2 separate regions of the Homo sapiens genome follow, and region 1 is linked to region 2. Evidence: read pairs that join two places in POLR2A ChIA-PET (ENCODE). Cell type or tissue: OCI-LY7. All regions are shown on one strand.

The links. Peaks named below come from ENCODE experiments on the same cell type or tissue, not always from the same donor. Only the 100,000 strongest peaks of a DNase experiment are listed, where the experiment ranks them.
Region 1: POLR2A ChIA-PET joins it to region 2 with 7 read pairs; 5 of 35 experiments call an interaction of 5 or more read pairs at or near these places.

The regions. Positions count from the first base shown.
Region 1 is chr4:176,322,499-176,330,498 of GRCh38, reverse strand. SPCS3 (signal peptidase complex subunit 3) reads right to left here. Exons shown (of 5, transcript NM_021928.4): 3 at 6,242-6,318; 4 at 3,222-3,337; 5 at 1-2,301. The coding sequence ends at 2,169. Among named protein-coding and RNA genes, the nearest start is that of SPCS3-AS1, 6.0 kb to the right of the region's middle. In OCI-LY7, no CTCF peak of the experiment used is centred here; no DNase peak of the experiment used is centred here; H3K4me3 peaks cover 1,578 bases.
Region 2 is chr4:176,049,429-176,057,428 of GRCh38, reverse strand. No RefSeq gene overlaps it. Among named protein-coding and RNA genes, the nearest start is that of WDR17, 12 kb to the left of the region's middle. In OCI-LY7, CTCF peaks have their summits at 2,073 and 2,278 (motif pointing right); DNase peaks (open chromatin) are centred at 2,308 and 4,568.

The sequences.
Region 1 (8,000 bases), 270 kb before region 2:
CCTCACCAAACTCCAAAAAAAGTGGGCTTGTCAAATAACTGTAATTCAAGTAAATTTCAACATTAATCTCTACCAGACTAACAGATCCACTCATCACAGAAGTATCATGAACTGTTAAACTGGTACCAGGTCTGGTTAAGACTGCAGGCTTATCGCACATGCCTTTAAAGAGGACACACCTGATTTTTAAGCTTTGACACCTGCACATTTTAAGTTTCCATGTCTAGTATTTGTACAAACTAAATGAGGTGAAATTTTCAGAGTGTAAAATCTAACAGAAATAAAGTAAATCAATATGAGTTATGTGTTAGACTTTCATTCGTTTTCCTGTCTTCATATTACTAACGTGCTTTTTTGTTCAATCTCTTTGCTGAACAGATAAATTTTATCAACTTGTGTGGTGTAAAAGGATGGCCATTAAAGTTAACTGGTCCAACTCTGTCATTTTACAGATAAAGAAACCAAGACCCTGAAAAGTTTAATGAAAAAGCTGGGAGCCAGGCAGTTTAGCATTCAGGTACCTTTGACCTTTCTGCTGGTTTGAAAAACCCATACCCACAGGCTTTTGCATGAACTATACAACTCCACACAACAGATGTTAAAATTAATGTAATTAAATAGTGATGTATTTCACATAAGGTAAATATAACAAATGTCTGTAATTTAAACTATTCTTAGAAAATATTAGCCCTTTTTGGTCACTGCTAATAGTGTAACTACAGTGTTTGGTCTTGCTTTTCTAAGGGTAACTGATTTGCAGTTGCTACTTTGAGGATGTTTATTTGTCCACTGCAGAAAAAAAAAACATGTTAAATACGATCATGTATTCAATCATGTATTATGTACTGAATTTCTAAGTTATTTTTACATACATGTAGATTTCCTTATGCTTTTAATATAAGTGAAATGAATTTATTCAGAGAATAAAATATTACCTCGATATAAGTTGTTGGCAGCTTGAAAATTAGTCACTTCCATATAAAATGGGAAACCTTTTCTAGAATAGAAAGGGTGTCCAGGGTAACAAAAATATCAGGAAGGTTTTAAGTAAAATTTGATTAGTCTGCAATCTGAGGTATAAGAGAAAGGATGAGCTCAGAAAATTAGAAGATCTGAGTTCAAGTTTTAATTCCACTCCTTGCTGGCTAGGTAACAATGAAGCAATTCAATAAACTTCTGGGTTTCAGTTTCTTATCTGCAAAGAGCTAACACTTATACTACTTACCTCATTAGATTATTGAGGATGACATACACTAAAGTATATGAGTGGTTTGTAAATGGAAAGCATACCACAATTATTATTATCCCAATAATTATTAAAATATAGACCTACAAAAAGTAGTAAATAATTCACTTAGTGACAGCAGGCATGCTCACTAGAAGAAACATAACTCAGAGGGTAAACCATGCAAACATTTTAACTTTCAATGGCAACGCTAAAAAAAAAAGTACAAAGCTATAAAGGAACGTTTTTAGAGAAAGCACTGAAGACACACATTTTGCTGACCTAAAAGATTTTAAAATGAATTAGAATAATTTACATCATATAAAGAGGTATTTAGTCTTTAAGTGGAGAAAGTTGCTAGTCACATGTAAGAAAAACAAGTATTATGGGCCTTCCTAAGACAAATGGAATAAATTCCATCACTTTTGGCTTTTTTATAAACCAGACTTCTAACAAATAACCATATTAATTTTCCAGTAATCAAACATATCCTAAAAGAGGAAAAAGAGAATGTCTACTTTTAAATCACATCCAATGTGAATTTGCGTGAATGCAAGGCATAAAATACAGTTATTATGACTCTACAGGCACCTGAAAGTTTTAACTACCTTTCATGCTTACTTTATATTCCATAAAGAATAATGGAAATACAGGGAATACTTCAAATATGTATTTTTTACAAATCTGTTTTATGTAGTTCTTATTCTTGTAAGATAATATTCCACTGTGGCAGCCTTGTTTTTTTGTTTTGTTCATAATATTAAGTAGCCCATTAACCTTTCCCTTTAAACAGGCCTTTTGATGTTAGTTCTTATACCAAAAAAAAAAAAAAAAAAACCCAAAACCAAAAAACAAACCAACAATACATGAAGATGTAAGGGAAGAGATTAATGAGATACAATTCATTAAGTATAAAAATATGTTGTTTCAAATTCAGAATAATTTAATAACTCTTCGTTATTTCATATGTATCTGGAAATGGGACAGATACGTGTCCTGATCCTGTCACAAGAGGTAGAATTCCAGCATTTGGTACGACGTTCCAAGACAGGGTCAAAGTGACATTCCTGTTTCCCCTATAAAAAGATATAATAAACACAAGTCATCAGAGACACTAGTAGTTCAAAAAAAATTTTAAGACAAACACTGAGATGTCAAATACTTTATTTATAACCATCTATTCCTAACAGAAATCCTAATATGTTAATCTGCAAAAAGAACTATTTTCTCATGTCACTTAAAATCCAAGGACAATGCTAGAAGACAGGGGCACTACATTTACTGATATCCCAGGATGACCCATCTAAACTCACAGCTGCAGTTAGAACCATCAACCGAAAAGTTTAAATGATTAAAACAGTAAATGTAAAAAGAGACGAGCTAAGAATCAGAGCAATGATTTGAAGCCTAACTCTGTCAATTATCTAGATGGACAAACCTTAACAAAATTCTCATGTTCTGAAATTTTCATTGCAAATACAGACGTTTGGCTTGGTCGAAATAGCTTTCTTCTAAAATTATTTCCAATGTTTACCACTAGAGTCTAAGAGGTAAAAATAACCTGAGAGATCAATCACACTGACTAAAATGAGCTTTAGAGAAGTCACGTTTGGAGAACCAATACTACTTCTTTTAACTATTATCAACTCCTAGACCCAACATGCTGCTTCTAAGGTTTCCCGACTCACGCTCAGAAAGGAGCCCTTTGATTTGACCACCACAGCCCTACCGCATCTGAACAAGCCCGTATTCCTTGTACACGCTTAGGATAGAAGCTTTATTAGTTTGACTATGACATTTCAGAAACTGCAAGAGAATTGCTTATCTTAGATCTCACTTTGCATTTCCACCCAATCTTTCAGTTCAGATATGCATAAATACTTCTTTCCCAATTTTTCTCCTTTTACTCTCAAGTATTTTTCTTTAAAATAAAAATACATCTTTCTCTCTTTTTCACCTCTTATTAAATGTAAAAAAATGACCAAGAATTGCTCACTTGAGACCATTTCCATCGTCAAAGAAAAAATATTTTGTTTTCATATCTTTCAGCAGCAGCTTCGGATTATCACCTCTCAAAACAATCTTGTCCCATAGGACAACTTGGTTCAGAGCCTATATTAAAATGAAAATTAATTAGATAACTCATCAGAAATACCATCTTATCACTTCAAATTAAAAGTATTAGTAAGCAAATAGTTTGACATGTTAATGAATTCAACTTGAGGAGCTTGCTGAAATCTTAATGCATACAAATGATAGCAAAGAGAGAGATACAAAAAAGGGGCAAACTTTTCTCAGAGAGAAGAATGACAATTCCCTGAAGGAGTTCATTCCTTCTGCTAACTCAACTGTATTACTTAGTGCCTTCATAACTTAATGCAAGGTTTTTGATCTATAAGATCTCCAAAAAGTGAGGCCTTTGGAGGAACAGATGAATTAAATCCCTAGAAGGGAAGTATTCTTTTAAATCACTTTTCCCTATAAAATTTCTAAGACCCTCCAGCTCAGCATGGATCCTAAATGGTGCCAGGAAAACAGACAAGAGCCAATCCCTGTTCCATCACACTGCTAATACAGGTTACTGCTGATTAATTATGTCATGAAAATTTATAAGAAATCTTCTCCAAGATTTCTTTACAAAAGCTTTAAGAAATCACTAAAGAAATGAAGCCTTTTAAAGATCTTTTTTCCCTTTAATTAAGAAAATACATGCATTGTTGTCTCATCAAGGCAAAATTCTAGAGGTCAGACAATTCTTTTAAGCTACTCTTTCAACATATTACAAATAAGTTCCATTTAGAAAATTAAAAGTATGAAATGGAAATAAAAAAAATTTGTGGCCACTACTAAATCCCAAGGAATTTGCTCTTATTAAGTTAGCATCTATTCGCTTTTAAGGCCAATTACTCAGTATATGATGACTACATTAACTAAAAAGAAATGTAGAGCAGTTATTTCTTCCTTTTTTTTTTGGAGATAGAGTCTTGCTCTGTCAACCAGGGTGGAGTACAATGGCACAATCTCAGCTCACTGCAACCTCCACCTCCCAGGTTCATGCGATTCTCCTGCCTCAGCCTCCCAAGTAGCTAGGATTACAGGCGCGCACCACTACGCCTGGCTAATTTTTTGTATTTTTAGCAGAGATGGGGTTTCACCATGTTGGCCAGGCTGGTCTGGAACTCCTGACCTCAGGTGGTCCACCTGCCTCAGCCTCCCAAAGTGCTGGGATTACAGGTGTGAGCCACTGTGCCCGGCCTGAACTAGTTTTTTAAATCACAAATTATAATTCATAATAAGTTTTATAATTAAAAGCTATTAAACCATTATATCAAAACCTATTAAAACTATTAGTTTATGATTGAAAGTTATTAGCATGGTGGTGGGTGCCTGTAATCCCAGCTACTTGGGGGGCTGAGGCAGGGGAATCACTTGAACCCAGGATGTGGAGGTTGCAGTGAGCCGAGATCATACTACTGTACTCCAGCCTGGACAACAAGAGTAAAACTCCGTGTTAAAAATAAATAAATAAAAACAACAACAACAACAAAAAACCAGTTCAAGTACTCAGATACTCAGATTAATGAATCCCATGCAACCCTAAAACAAAGGCAAATTGTTCTCAATAGGTAAGGATATTAATTAATTGTAGCTATATGGCTTAATGTAGACTACCAAAAACACCTTGCACCATGTTCTTTTTTTTTTTTTTTTTAAAGAAAGGTATCTGGTACTAAGATGGATTTTAAAATAATCTCAGAAGGTTTGAAAATTATTAACAATCTTTACAGCTTTTGATTATATATAGTCATAATGAGAATTATAATCACAGGTCTCAAATTTTGTTGATTCAAGTAGGTCACCATGCAGCTCTCTAATTGCAGCTGTGGAGAGAGAATATTTTAGCTTAAAGAGTAAACAACGGCCGGGCGCGGTGGCTTATGCCTGTAATCCTAGCACTTTGGGAGGACGAGGCATGCGGATGACCTGAGGTTAGGAGTTCGAGACCAGCCTAGCCAACATGGTGAAACCGTCTCTACTAAAAATACAAAAATTAGCTGGGAATGGTGGCAGGCGCCTGTAATCCCAGCTACTCAGGAGGCTGAGGCAGGAGAACTGCTTGAATCTAGGAGGCAAAGCTTGCAGTGAGCTGAGATTGACGGCGCTACTGTACTCCAGCCCGGGCTACAAGCACGAGACTCTGTCTTAAAAAAAAAAAAAAAAGTAAAAAAAAAAAGGAAACAGCTGAGTGGTGGCAATACTACCGGCTACCCACTCCATTTCCTAGTTGATAGTTCAGCAATATCTTTCTGATCTTACTATTGTTAATTAATATCATTGACAGTGTCTCAGCCAAGTTATCAGATCTATCTAGGTTGTCTTTGTGTTTTTTTAATCCTTCAGTGTGACACAGCAGCTCAGAAGAGGAATACAAGTATGAGCTCCACCATTTTCCTACTGTTTACATATGCATGGATTATTAGCATTATCTTCAATCTGTGATTTCTTTGCAGAAATCTTTTTAAGCCACTTTTCCATTTTGAAAGGATTGGCTAAAATTTTATAATATAATCCACTTATGTATTGCATATACTGCAATATTTTACAACATGCTGAAAGCAAATGAATAAATACTAGGTAGCATGGTGAACTTCTTGACCTACAGAATTCCTCCTTTCCTCCAGAATATCTGCATATTGTAGAAGGCATGTGCCCATCTATCTGACTTAAGGGCTGAATATGAACATTAACGTCTGTTCATATAGCAAGTCTCCATTCTGGAGACCCCAATGCTAGAGAGCTAAATAGAACAAACAGAAAACAAACAAACAAACAACAACAACAACAAAAAGGCTCCCAAAAGATCAAATGTTTTCATAACACAGCTACCTCCACTGGCTTGTGATGTTTTGCTAGGTAACTCAGGTCAGATATTTTAAATATATAAAAATGTGTATTCTTTCGTAAAGAGTAAGACTTTAAATAGCTATTAAAATACTTCTAATTAGATATACTTACATTATTTTTTGTTGAATATTCTGCTGATAAATAAAGAAACAACTGCTTAACATTCCAATCAAATATATTCTCTAGATGTAAGTAAATTAAGGAAAATATAAATTTATGAGCAGTATATCACTTTTAAATAGATCTTAATTATTCTTAGGTTATTTATCCATAACAGTAATACTAAAGTAGAAAAGAGGCGGCCCAGAAACATAATGTGCCACTAATTTAATAAAAATATGCAGAAGATAAATACATTGTGAAATCCAGCTTATTCCAAAACAAAAAAATGTCAGTATGAGATTACTGGCATCCTCCCATACTCCTCCAAGGATTACTAGCTGAGATACTTTGACTAGTAAGAAAAGAACAAATCCAAAATTTGGTTTTCTGTAACATCAACTAAGTTAAAAAAAAAAAAAAGAGGACTCGATATTTCAAGCAAATACAATTCCACTGGAGCTCTAAAGTATAAACAATCACCACCATTTAAATTTAACAATATGCAAACATAAACAAGGCTCAATAATTAACCAAGTATAATAAATTGTACATGTCACTTTTGGTCACATGCAAGTAGACATTAAAATGTCTCTCAAAGATGCAAATGACACCAATGTGGCTCAATTCAGTCTCCCAAAGAGGACAAGAACTTCACCAGAATTAACAAGACTGGTGCCAATACCAAGAAATAAGCGGAGTTAATATTTGGATTTTTAAGTATTATGTTAATTGTTAAGTTAACTCATTTTACTATATGAGTTTCCACACTGGTAGTAACACATTTGTTACATTCCATTATTAATTATGTGTAACCACTAAGAATCACTCCTTTAGAACTAAGTCTAGGACTGCTGTTTACAAGAACAGCAACAATTTCAAGTAGTAGTAGCAGCAGCATTAAGAAAATCTGAAGAAACTACAAATAATGAGATTGGTAATATATAAATACCATAGATACCAGGAAATTTCACTATAATTCTCTGGATACACAAAATTACTACCCTCACAGTAGACCTAAATTCCCTTAAGCAGATTTTTAAAAATTACACAAAGACTTAAAAATACACATGAAATTCAGCATAAGACTCTTCCGATGGTACACTCTATTTCCTAAAAAGGTACCTACAGAACTAATTCTTAGCCTATTTCTAAATCCAATAATTACCAAAACTTAAGCTAAAAGTAAATTTCATGGTCATAGAAAGGCAAATTAGATAAATTCCCCAAGTATATGATCAGCTTTAACTGTTCAGACAGGTACTTTCACACAAGTTCAGATCGTTCAATCTCCACAACCATTTAAATCACGGGGTATTAAAAAGGCAGATGAAATCAGGCTAGAAATGGCAGAGAACATTGCCAAGATATTAACCTAAGAAAGACCCTAAAAAAGACTAGCCTGGCCAAAATGATCAGAGTTGTCAAAAGATAGAAACTCAATCTCAAGAGAAAATATTTAAATATCACCACCAAAGAAACTCTTATAATTGTTAATATTTTCTGACTTTTATAAAAGTCCTTATAAAAAGAGTTATGACGGCAAAAAGCAACCACAGGTTACCAATAATTTTGATATGACCTTTTCAAATCATAACACACGTAATTCACTTTTTAAACATATGTTTCTCTCTGCTATAATAAAATATGGATATATTATTTGAAATTGTACATGAAATATTCACAGGCAGGCTGAGCATTGGTAATATTTTTCCTTCTTATCCAAATGATCTAATTTTATTTTTTCTTTCTAAAATACAGATTCAAACTT
Region 2 (8,000 bases):
TTTTTCTTAGGGGAATGAAAGAGAAATAAGAAAGCAGCTCACCCAAATTTGCTTCTGGAGAAATTAATATTGAAATGTAAAAAAAAATTCTCAAAAGGACAGTGTGGCCTCAGTACCTAAGTAAATAAGCAAGTAATTCAATAAATGTCTAATATTTGCCACTCAGATAAATTGCTTTGTTAAATGAATGTTAAAAATGTTAACCTTCTGTTTGATAAATTAATGCTAAGGAGATGATTATATTTAGGTTTTCAAACCTCTACATTAAATAATAATTTATTTTAAAGTTGAAATATAGAGGGAGATCATGAGGAAAGATCCTTAGGGATTAATTTATAAGTATTCTCTAACTCTTTCATTGCTAGAGCATTTTAGTATGGCCGTTTTAGTTACATAAAGGGACTTGTCTCTCCAGTTCATGAAAACATGGTTAAATTTTGAGAGATTTCTTTTTCAATCAATATGTCATTTCCCCAGTTAGAAGCATTTTACACATATATGAGGGAATCAAGCAGATGTTATAAGCAGTTCAAATGAAAATTCCAAACCTCACAAATCTGTATGTCATGTAAATGAATATTTGTATTTATTTATTTATTTATTTATTTATTTATTTATTTATTTATTGAGATGGAGTCTCACTCTGTCGCCCAGGCCGCAGTGCAGTGGCGCAATCTTGGCTCACTGCAACCTCCGCCTCTCGGGTTCAAGGGATTCTCCTGCCTCCGCCTCCCGTGTAGGTGGGACTACAGGCACCCGCCACCACGCCCCGCCAATTTTTTTTGTATTTTGAATGGAGAGGGGGTTTCACCGTGTTAGCCACGATGGTCTCGATCTCCTGACCTCATGATCCGCCTGCCTCGGCCTCCCAAAGTGCTGCGATTACAGGCGTGAGCCACCGCTCCTGGCCATAAATGAATATTTAAATGAATTTCAAATGAAGGCAAAAACTGTTTTGGGAGAAGGGGATAAGTCAGTTAAGTCTTTACCACACAGGAAAAATTTTATGTTATCTATCAGATCTACAATTTTAAAAAGGCAAAACAGCTAAAGATCATGTACAGGGCTAGAATCACACAGCAGAAGGGTGCGCCATAGTCAGTGCATAGAATTCCATGTCTTTTCAACACGTTATGTTGGCGATGTTTGGGTAGCTAGCTCTGAATATAGAGCATACTCATTGAGTCGGCAAATATGTAGACTTTAGATTTAATTGACTTGATTTTTAACCAACATCACATATAGGTTTACTACATGTAGGGAAATAAAAAGATAATCTTAGGGTATAAGGAGACTGACATGGTTTTCAAGGCTTGGCTTAAAATAGCACATTGGCATGATAATAAACTACAATCATCTTACAGTCTCATAGTTATCAAGATATTAAAAGAGGATTTTAGGGCTGGCTGGCACTGTGGCTCACACCTGTAATCCCAGCACTTTGGGAGGCTGAGGAAGGCAGATAACGAGGTCAGGAGTTCGAGACCATCCTGGCCAACATGGTGAAACCTCGTCTCTACTAAAAATACAAAAAGTTAGCCGGGCATGGTGGCAGGTGCCTGTAATTCCAGCTACTCGGGAGGCTGAGGCAGGAGAATCGCTTGAACTCTGGAGCTGGAGCTTGCAGTGAGATTGCATCACTGCACTCCAGCCTGGGTGACAGCAACACTCCATCTCAAAAAAAAAAAAAAAGAGGATTTTAGAGACAGGTTCTTGCTCTGTCACCCAGGTTGGAGTGCAGTGATGCAGTCATAGCTCACTGTAGCTTCAATCACCTAGGCTCAAAGGATCCTCCTGCCTCAGTCTCTCGAGTAGCGAGGACTACAGGCACACAATACCACATCTGGCTGTTTTTTTCTTTTGTTAGAGACAGGATCTTGCTATGCTGCCCAGGCTGGTCTGGAACTCTTGTCTACTAGCGGTTCTCCCACCTCAGCCTCCTGAGCTGGGATTACAGATATCAGGTACTGCACCTGGCCCTAAAATCTCTATTGTCAAATTTATAGTGGTACCTAGCTGAGAGTTTGTTGTTGTTGTTGTTGTTGGAGAGAGGCAGGGAGCAGAGAGGACTATAATGTGATGTTCTCTATATAATGGGAAAGATAATAACCTTAATATAAAATATTGGGATAATTACTTGCTTCGTTATGATATAAAAATAGAAGTTTAAAAATAAGGTTTCTGATATTATCTGAAATAGTGTATAGACTTCTTAGCATTACAATCCTAACTTATCCAATGATTTTGAAGTAACAAACAAATTTCAACTGCCACTAGATGACACTATTTCATCCTTAGAGTAAATGTAGAAGTTGATTTCTCTTCTGTTGGTGGCTGTGAAGGAAATGCAAGTTCTGTCAGGCCAGGCTTGATTCGGAGCCCCTTGATTTGATCCATTTGCTCACTCATAAAGCTCCATTCATACCCACAGTTACAACCTGTTGCTTTTCCAAATCCCAAATGCTGTAGTGATTATGACAGCTATGATTCCACCTCGCTATTAGGAGACAAACCAATGAAACAAAAGCATTAGTCTTCCTCTCTTCCAGAGATCACCTTGCCTGGTGCTGCACCTGTTTGTAAACCAGTGGCTTGGACTTATGTCTCTGCTGGACTGTCTCCCCAGAAATTCTCCTACCATTACTTGCCATTCTACTGAGGCCACCGCCTAGAATGTATGGGCATGGTCTCCCTGGTGGAACATTGCTCCTTCTCTGAAAGTAGTAGTGGGAGATTGAATATGAAGCAGTCATAGCTTTTTTGACCCTTTATACTTTACACCTGCACCATTCAATGCTGAAGGGAACATCAAACTTTCTGAAGGATTGGTGAAACAAAGGATCTATAAGGTAGGAGGGAAGCAACTTTGAACTGCATATTTAATATGCTTTCAGTTATCATCCCAAGGCAAACCACCCATGAACTTAAAAGTTTTAGAAGGTTGGGGATTTGCTTGATGGTTACCTAACTTTGATACTGTTTCCTTAGTAATAGCTACTTCATAAAATTGCTTCTTTCCAAATTCTGCCATTAGACTCTCCACCCACTATCCAGAGAGTCTACCCCTTATGCACAAAGGTTATTTTCATCCATCCTCCTGTTGCCTTAAATTAGAAATACCATTCTAAAATACCACTTCTTTTGGGTACAAGTGCAGAGGTGGGAAGAAAGAGTAAAAGGAGAGGCTGGAATGGCAGTCAGTGTGTTAGAGTGGACTTCTGGCATTCTAAGTGTTCTATAATGATGTCAGCCAGAAATAAGCAATCGGGTCTGATCTCTCTAATGTTTCCCAGTACAGCCACTTGCAGGCATACTCTTTTCCTCATATTATCAAATGGATAACTGAGAAATTAACATGGACTTACAACATACATCTGCGTATTTGGAAGATATGTGCATACCTCTAACAATGGAGGACAATTAGCAGAGTCAGCAGAATGTAAATAGAGCTTGCAAACTGGTCAGGCCATTTCTGAACAACATTTATGTTATGTTTGGCTTAAAGCCTACACAATCTGTTTCACAAGGAGCCAACATTTAAAAATCAGGAGATTTCACCATAAAACTTCATTATTCCAGCTTTTCCATACTAACCAGGAGCCCTGGAAATATGGGACCTTATCCCAATGCAAGTAATTAGCTAGAGGTGAGTAGTCATTGACTCTCTAGATGCGGCAGATGATCCTCTTTGACAGTCACTGTTTCTCTCTTTCTTTCTTCATTTTTTTTTTCTTATGAGACAGAGTCTCACTCTGTGGCCCAAGCTGGAGTGCAGTGGCACAGTCTCAGCTCACTGCAACTTTTGCCTCTGGGGCTCAAGCAACTCTCCTGCCTCAGCCTTCCAAGTAGCTGGGGCTACAGGTGCGCACCATCACACCTGGTTATTTTATTTTATCTTATCTTATTTTATTTTATTTTGTACTTTTAGTAGTGACGGGGTTTCACCATGTTGCTCTGGGTGGTCTCAAACTCCTGAGCTCAGGCAATCCACCTGCCTCGGCCTCCCAAAATGCTGGGATTACAGGCGTGAAGCACTGCGCCCAGCTTCTCTCTTGCTTTTTACATTCTACTACCTTAGCCTGTTGACAATAGTTGCTTGACAACTGTAGATATTTAGGTTTGCAAACCCTGATCTAAACTGTTAAGGAGAAAAAAGGAACATTTTTCCAAATTGGAAGGCCTCTTCTCTCACAATCCCAATAGAGTTGTACTTCACATTGTATATTTTGTAAAGCAGTATTGGCTCTTTTCTTTTATTCCCCCCACCCCCACCCTTCTCATTCCTACAAACTGGACCTCTGTTTCAGTTTTTACGTGATGCTTTGACAGAATGGGTTGATGTCATAGCACCGTTGCCATGTGACTATTCCAGCCATTGTCAGGAGTGACCATTTCCTTAAGTCATTGACTTTGGACATCTTTTCCCCGCCACTTGTCACGTGACTATTACCAACGTCTTTTCACAATAAAATGAAACATAAGGCCACTGCTTAGCACTTCTGATGTATTTCTGAAGGTTATTCTCTTAGCTACATGCACATCCTGTGAATATCAAAGCAAAAGTGAAAAGGGGAAGTTTTATGGCTGTGTGGTTTTACAGCCATACATCTCTGTGATCTTGGATAAGTTAGCAAGCTTTCTAAATGACGTCTTCTCATCTACAAAGTGGTACATTACATCTTACTTATACTTGGATTCAGAAATAAATGGACTTTTAGAAAACTGGCCCACTGCAGGAAGAACTTCTTGAGAAACATTCTGAGGAAGGAAAGTTCAAGCCCACAGCCTTGGCCTAATTGTAAAGTTGTTTGTTAATCAGGAGAAATGACTATAATTACGGGATTTGGAAGTAATTTGAGTGTCTGTTGCACTCATGGAAATAGAATTCAAAGAAGAGAGAAAAACAAGTAAAACCTATGATATGGCTAATTAATAGCCCTGTAAAACTTGTGGGCCCTGCCTGCTTTGCAATCCGTATACTACATAGAGCAAAGCAATATCCTCATTTCTGGTGAGAACGCAAGACAGCAATCCATATGGAGGACATTAACACACTCATAGTGTTAACATCCTTCAGCTCAGCATGATTGCTTTTGCACAAAGAGGCCAATTAATCTCAGCCAGGCTTTGGCACGATGTAGCTTCGGCCTTAGGTGCTACTAAGGAGAGAAACATCAGTGGGTTATCTTACTGTAGCATTGCTGGTGGCTCCAGCAGCAACCAACATTATTGGAGGCTGAAGCCAGAGAATGAGAAAAGGAAAAAAGTAAAAGCCAAGTGATAGCTGAGAAGAGTATATTTAATAGTTCCAATGAGACTACGCAAGACCATAGGTAGGCCTGTCCCCTCTTGGAACCTCTCAGGAAAGCCATTTCTTCATGCCAAGTGTGCAGAGTTGCAGGCAAGCTGTACTGAGTACCAGTATATTGTTGAGTACAAAAGTAAACACAAAAGTAAAAGCTCAGGAATCTGGTCTTCTCTTTATTCGATTTCATCACCAACACCTTGATGGTTGTGCTGGTATTTATACAGTTTTCTTTGTTCCGTTAGACCACCGTTCTCATCCTTTGTAGTTTTATGACTCTCCTTTTGCAACATTAAGACTGACGTGCCTTTGGCTTTGTAAGGTATCGGAGATGATAACTACTGCCATTTGGCTTTTCATCCAACTTTAGAAAACTTCTCAAGTATCACAGAGTTTAGTCTTATCTCATATTTGGAAGAACAAAAAGATTGATGAGATTGTTTTGGCCTTAAGAAATTTGAAATGAATAGTAATATTCAAAACTCATTCCTTTTTTGTGGGGAAGGTTGGTCTACGTTATAGAATATAAAAAGGAGATGCAACAGAAACTTCTATTCCCTTTGTTGACTGGCAAAATAGGGGCAAAATCAGAAGGATATGAGGTAGACCCTTTAAGAAGGGGCTAGTAGAAAACGTTTCAGTTCTCTGTGATGTGCTTCGAGATGACTGGTTAACACATTAGCATTGCTGTTCTGCAATAGCTGTAGCCATTGTCAGGAGTGACTATCTCTTTAGTCACCAGCTATTTTTTTGGATTACACCAAATAAAAGAAAATCTATTTCCTGTATTGATTATTCTGAAAACCATCTCAAGGAACTGATATAGGAAGGTATTCATGTTCTCCCACAATAATCGGTAGAAACTTTAAAGTAAAAGAGCTGGAAAACCTGGCTTTGTAAAATTATATAATAATAATGAAAAATATAGTGGAAAAAAACTCCAGAGTAACCTCTTGCTTATTTTAAATATGTCAAGCAAAATACATTGTTTCTAATCTGTACTGACTTCATACTGTCATATTCATTCTTTCATTCTTCATTTCACGAACCTCTTTCGATGAGTGACTCTGTGATATAGGCCTATGCTTGGTTCTGGGATAATAATCTCAGAAAGGCTAATTTTCTGGGTTTAAGAATGTCACAGTCTAATGGAAACCCTGAAAAACAACTCTAATAAAATGTGATAAGTGTTATAATAGAGTGAGTTTGCAGAGTTTCAGAAATGGAGGGGGACTAGGGGAGTCAGGGATATCGTCACAGAGAGAAGTCTATTCAAGCTGTGGTTGGAAAAATTGTTAGGAATTCATCAAACAGGCAAGGGTACAAGAGTATTCCAAACCCAGGTAATAACATGGCTAAATTATGACCATAATTTAGGGCATGATATGGTCAGGGTCCATGAGGGTAGCAAGGAAATAATCCTGTTTTTAAAAACCAATATCTACGTTTCCAACAAATAGTCCTAGAGTGATCTCCATCTTCCTTTGATGCATCTTTTTTCCAGTTGAAATTATACATTTTTTTTTTTGAGACAGAGTCTCGCTTTGTCATCCAGGCTGGAGTGCAGTAGCTCGATTGTGGCTCACTGCAAACTCCGCACCCAGGTTCAAGCAACTCTCCTGCCTCAGCCTCCCACGTAGCTGGGATTGCAGGTGCCTGCCATCACTCCCGGCTAATTTTTGTATTTTTAGTAGATATGGGGTTTCACCATGTAGGTCAGGCTGGTCTCAAACTCCTGACCTCAAGCAATCCACCTGCCTCAGCCTCCCAAAGTGTTGGGACTACAGTTATGAGCCACTGCATCCAGCTGAAATTATACGTTATAATGATTTGTAAATGATTACTACATGTCCAATTATTTCCTTTTAATTCTGTTTACAAATGAATATCACTATCTTTGTATCATTTGTCTAGTTTTCTTTTCTATTAATAAACTGAATTAAAACTTCTTATGTCATTTTGCATCATTGTAAATATTATATTCCTGCAAATCTTTGTGTACCTGTGTCTACAGGCACAAATGCTTTAATGCAATCATTTTTTAAAATGGCATCCAAGTGGTTTTTAATAGCTAAAGCAGCTTTGAAACCAGAGTGTATATTGTGGAAGTTTCAACTTTATAATAGAAATTCATGAGAATTTCACATTCTACACCATAAAATATATCCATAAGTTTAATACAAAATACATTTTCAATAAAAATGCTTATTATTTAGCAAATTTGATGTGTCCCGAAGATGCTTCTTGTTAATTTTTGGAGTCTTGAATATATACCTAGGGTGACTCACCAGAATGGTTTGCCTAGAACTTCAGAGTTTTCTAAGATACAGAATTATCAGTGCTAAAACCAGAACTGCTCTGGCCAAATTGGCTCAGTTAGTTGACTTTCATGTGACTTTGAGAAGCATAGACTAAGGACAGGGCTTAACCATGTCTCACAGTGGTGAGCTGATTCTTGCCTAGCATCCCTTCCCTCCTATTATGGAAATTGTGTCCTGCTTTTTTGTTTGTGATCCTCCTCTTTCACTTCAGTATGGATGCATGAGTTCATTTGTCCTACCAGAGTGTCCTGACCTCTCCTCATACCATGAAGAGTCACAGACCTTGTTAATAAGAGCTCCTTATTTCTTGAACACAGAGATTGCTACAAACAGGGTCAGAGGTTCCAGGAAAGACTAACAGATATTTAGATACC